Linked DNA regions of Homo sapiens: region 2 is linked to region 1. Evidence: read pairs that join two places in POLR2A ChIA-PET (ENCODE). Cell type or tissue: GM12878. All regions are shown on one strand. Region 1 overlaps COMMD1 (copper metabolism domain containing 1). Region 2 overlaps COMMD1 (copper metabolism domain containing 1).

Region 1 (2,500 bases):
AACAGGCCTTGCTTAGTTACCCTCAGTTTATTACCATAGGATCATATCCCTACTTTTGTCCAATCATACTTCTAAATAACTGTCCATTCTTCATCAAAACTAGGCATAAAAAATAGTTTTCCCTGGGTCTCTGTGTCTTCATTTTTGAAGGCTTCCATGTCATGTAAAACTAATATTAAATAAATTTGCAAGCTTTTCTCTTGTTACTCTGTCTTGTTATGAAGCATCAGCCATAAACTTTTTTCTCCCCTTTAACTTGAAGTCATACAACTCTATGGGGCTTGGGGAAAATAATGTCTAACAACAAAAGAGTGTTAAAGATCAAGTAAGCAAACAGGAAAATACCTAGAATGAACTATACAAATAGAAGATTTGTTCCGATTTTTCATTTAGAAAACTAATTTTAAGTACTTATAAGGACCAAGTTCCGTACTTTTTTCCACATCTAACATTGAAACTTGAACCTAGGATTTTTTTTTTCCTTTTTTTTTTTGAGATGGAGTTTCGCTCTTGCCACCCAGGGTGGAATGCAGTGGCACCATCTCTGCTCACCGCAACCTCCGCCTTCCGGGTTCAAGCGATTCTCCTGCCTCAGCCTCTTTAGTAGCTGGGATTACAGGCATGAGCCACCATGCCCGGCCGGAACCTAGGATTTTAACAATAACAAATAGCCCATCAATCTATATAGATTTGGGCTGGGCACGGTGGCTCAAGCCTGTAATCCCAGCATTTTGGGAGGCCAAGGCGGGCAGATCACATGAGACCAGGAGTTTGTGATCAGCCTGGCCAACATGGTGAAACCCTGTCTCTACTAAAAATACAAAACTTAGCCAGGCATGGTGGTGCACATCTGTAATCCCAACTACTCGGGAGGCTGAGGCACAAGAACTGCTAGAACCCAGGAGGTGGAGGTTGCAGTGAGCCGCAATCCCACCTCTGCACTCCAGCCTGGGTGACAGAGCAAGACTGTGTCTCAAAAACCAAAAAAAAAAATCTATATACATTTGATCTTGCTTTAGGCCAGGCGCGGTGGCTCACACCTGTAATCCCAGCACTTTGGGAGGCCAAGGCGGGCAGATCACGAGGTCAGGAGATGGAGACCATCCTGGCTAACATGGTGAAACCCTGTCTCTACTAAAAATACAAAAAATTAGCCAGGCATGGTGGCAGCCACCTGTAGTCATGAACCTGGGAGGCAGAGCTTGCCGTGAGCCGAGATCGCACCACTGCACTCCAGCCTGGGTGACAGAGCGAGACTCCATCTCAAAAAAAAAAAAAAAAAGATTTGATCTTGCTTTGCATCCCTGATCAGTCATTACAGAAGTGAAGCGGCTGTAGTCAAAATTTCCCCTCATTTTTCCCTGGGAGTTTAGGCATTTTCATTATCACTTTGCCCTCTTCTCCTCCCTCAACCTAAGTATAGGTATCTGAATGCTAAACAAAGATCATTTTAAGGGCTAGAGCACAGTAGTGGGGGAAAAAAAAAGTGGGGTAGGGAGTATCTGTGGGTCATTTTAGGAAATAACGGTAAGATTAGAAATGACAAATAATTCAAGAATCCAGTTGTCCTCTCTCCAATTTTATCTTTCAGAAGAAATAAGGACAAGTACCCTTAGTCAATTCAAATTAAACCCCAGTAATGCCAGTTTCACTGCGTAAAATCAGCCAGATTGAGTGGGAAATTCTAATATACCTCTAGGGTGCTAAGTGGAAAGACCCAATTTCTACACCTGAGTCTGTCTCACACTCCTTCCATTGTGACTAGCTATTTCCCACTCTTATTTCTCTCTTTTTCTCTTATTTTTCTTTCATAGCTTTCAAGATTCTAATTTAACAATTAAACTGCATAACAATTCAAATCATCACAGAGGTTTCCAATTAAATGGTTCCTCCTAAATTACACAGAAACATCTACATTAATTTTTGCTTTGAGGTATAATCTATCAAAAGTTTCACCCTGAAGACTTTTACTAAAAACAAATGAACGATTATAATAAACATCATACCTTCATGATCTAAATGGTACTATTTCTGGTAAAGCATTTGAAATGAAAGCAACAATTAAATTTCCAGTTACCTTTAAAGTAAGTATATATAAGGGCCAGGTGTGGTGGCTCATGCCTGTAATCCCATCAGTTTGGGAGGCTGAGGCAGGGGGATGGCTTGAGCCCAGGAGAGACAATGCTGGGCAACATATGAGACTGTGTCTCTACACACACATAAAAAAAGTAGTCAGGTGTGGTGGTGCATGGCTGTTGTTCCAGCCACTCAGGAGGCTGAGATGGGAGACTTGCTTGAGCCCAGGAGGTCACACCACTGCACTTTAGCCTGGGTAACAGAGCAAGACCCTATCTAAAAAAAAAAAAAAAAAAAAAAAAAAGTAAGTACATATAAAATGTCACTATTGTACTTTACTGAGTCATGGTGACCTGGAGTTATAATTAGTTTTGTTCATATGTTCTGAATCTCTGCAGGCTATTGATAGAATTTCAAGCTTCAT
Region 2 (2,500 bases), 160 kb after region 1:
TTGTGATTAACAGGCAAAGCTAGAGAGGGTCAATGTCCCAGTCAAGTAGGATAGGAGGGCTCCATTCTAAACAGAAAACAGAACCAGTACAAAAGCCAGGAATCACTACATAACACCTTGGCACACAACATGAAAGTCAGAGGGAAGGGCTACAGCTCAGGGAGCACCTGAACCTGAAAACATGGCCTGTGAAATATATTTCCAGGCAGTTGGCAATAAGGAGGCTGTTAACACGTGTGTCCGCTGTATCCCCTGCTGGGAAGTACATGTCCCCTCCTTCCTTCCTTTGCTTCTACCCTCTTGTCACCCTTCATTTTCACTTTCTTCACAGACCATGATATTACATAGATAACTGAAAGTATGAACTCTGTTGTCATTTATATGAAAAATGTACATCCTGCTTAAGAGCAGCAATAGAAGTTAGCAAGATTATAAGAATAAAAGGTTGTTTCATTTTTTTCTTGCCTCCTCCACCAATACTCCACATTGGTTACCCCCATATTGTGATCAAACTGGACTATTCACCATTTCCTGAACCTGCTTTTTTCCTACCCCACCCATGCTATGTTCTTAACTCAGAATCCTGTATACGGCTACCCTTCATCTCAGTCTAAAATATGCTATACTTTCTTCAAGGGCAGCAAAAATGGCATATCTAAGAAGCCTGCCAGAAAGAACTGATATCTCTTAATCTATCTTCAGGTGCTTACTCACAATTCTATTTACAAATACAATCACATCCTTGCATCATGCTTATTTGTGTATGTTCCCTCTTACTGCAGATAGAGGTTCTATCTGCAAAACCTTTCAGTGTAAAAATCATGTTTGTGCCAGGCGCGGTGGCTCATGCCTGTAATCAGCACTTTGGGAGGCCGAGGCGGGCAGATCATCTGAGGTCGGGAGCTCGGGACCAGCCTGACCAACGTGGAGAAACCCCATCGCTACTAAAAATACAAAATTAGCCTGGTGTGGTGGTGCATGCTTGTAATCCCAGCTACTCAGGAGGCTGAGGCAGGACAATTGCTTGAACCTGGGAGGCAGAGGTTGCGGAGAGCCGAGATTGCACCATTACTTACACTCCAGCCTGGGCAACAAGAGCGATACTCCGTCTCAAAAAATAATATTAAAACAAAAATAAATTAAAATCATGTTTGTTTTTTATGTTTCCATAAGAATTAGAGAAATTTGGCAGGGCTCAGTGGCTCACGCCTGTAATCCCAGCACTTTGGGAGGTGGAGGCAGGTGGCTCACGAGGTCAGGAGTTCAAGACCAGCCTGGCCAAGATGGTGAAACCCCGTCTCTACTGAAAAACAAAAAAACAAAAAAATTAGCCGGGCGTGGTGGCTGGTGCCTGTAATCCCAGCCACTCGGGAGGCTGAGGCAGAGAATTGTTTGAATCCGGGAGGCAGAGGTTGCAGTGAGCTGAGATCACGCCACTGCACTCTGGCCTGGGCAACAAAGCGAGACTCGTCTCAAAAAATAATAATTAGAGAAATTTAACCCTCAGTGTTGCTTTTAAGTTAAATAAAGGCTGGGTGCAGTGGCTCACGCCTGTAATCCCAGCACTTTGGGAGGCTGAGGCAGGCAGATCATGAGGTCAAGAGATCAAAACCATCCCGGCCAACATGGTGAAACCCCATCTCTCCAAAAATTACAAAAATTAGCTGGGCGCTGCAGTGCATGCCTGCAGTCCCAGCTACTCGGGAGGCTGAGGCAGGAGAATCACTTAAACCCGGGAGGTGGAGGTTGTAGTGAGCCGAGATGGCGCCACTGCACTCCAGTCTGGCAACAGAACGAGACTCCGTCTCAAAAAAAAAAAAAAAAAAGAGTTCAATAAAGATTGGAACTGAATGTCATCCTGAGCCCACGGTTTCAGCCCTATGTAAAACAATCAAAGGCATATCCCTTCGTTCCTCAGACTAATCAGTGTGCTGCCAGGCACCTGCAAATCTTCTGTTGCCTACTCCCAACACCAAGAGAGCCATGCCACTCCACAACACAGAGCCACTTGAAAACTTCAAGTATCCTGGATATTATTATTCAGCAATGTATTTAAAATAAAGTAAAGCCGGATGCAGTGGCTCACACCTGTAATCCCAGCACTTTGGGAGGCCAAGGTGGGCAGATCAGCTATCAGGAGTTCAAGACTAGCCTGGCCAACATGGTGAAACCCTGTCGCTACTAAAAATAAAAAAATTAGTCAGGCGTGGTGGTGGACACCTGTAATCTCAGCTACACAGGAGGCTGAGACAGGAGAATCACCTGAACCCGGGAGGCGGAGGTTGTAGAGAGCGGAGATCACACCATTGCACTCCAGCCTGGGCAACAAAAGCAAAATTCCATCTCAAAATAAAAATAAAATAAGAGAGTTTTCAGGCAAACTCTTCCCTGGGTATCCTGCTGTTTTATCTCCTAACAAAACAAATGAATCAAAATGTCGTCCACCTAGAGAGGAGAAGTAGCCCCCAATGTTTGGAGATTCTAAAGCATTACCTACACA

Evidence for each region. ChIA-PET counts read pairs that join two places held together with the same protein. Peaks named below come from ENCODE experiments on the same cell type or tissue, not always from the same donor. Only the 100,000 strongest peaks of a DNase experiment are listed, where the experiment ranks them.
Region 2: POLR2A ChIA-PET joins it to region 1 with 9 read pairs; 3 of 35 experiments call an interaction of 5 or more read pairs at or near these places.

The regions. Positions count from the first base shown.
Region 1 is chr2:62,065,219-62,067,718 of GRCh38, reverse strand. The region is part of intron 2 of COMMD1 (copper metabolism domain containing 1); the gene reads right to left. Among named protein-coding and RNA genes, the nearest start is that of B3GNT2, 130 kb to the left of the region's middle. RefSeq lists an enhancer at 1,492-1,711. In GM12878, no CTCF peak of the experiment used is centred here; DNase peaks (open chromatin) are centred at 1,378 and 2,386; H3K4me3 peaks cover 626 bases; H3K27ac peaks cover 1,528 bases.
Region 2 is chr2:61,907,554-61,910,053 of GRCh38, reverse strand. All of the region lies in intron 1 of COMMD1 (copper metabolism domain containing 1), which reads right to left. Among named protein-coding and RNA genes, the nearest start is that of COMMD1, 3.1 kb to the right of the region's middle. In GM12878, no CTCF peak of the experiment used is centred here; no DNase peak of the experiment used is centred here; H3K4me3 peaks cover 238 bases.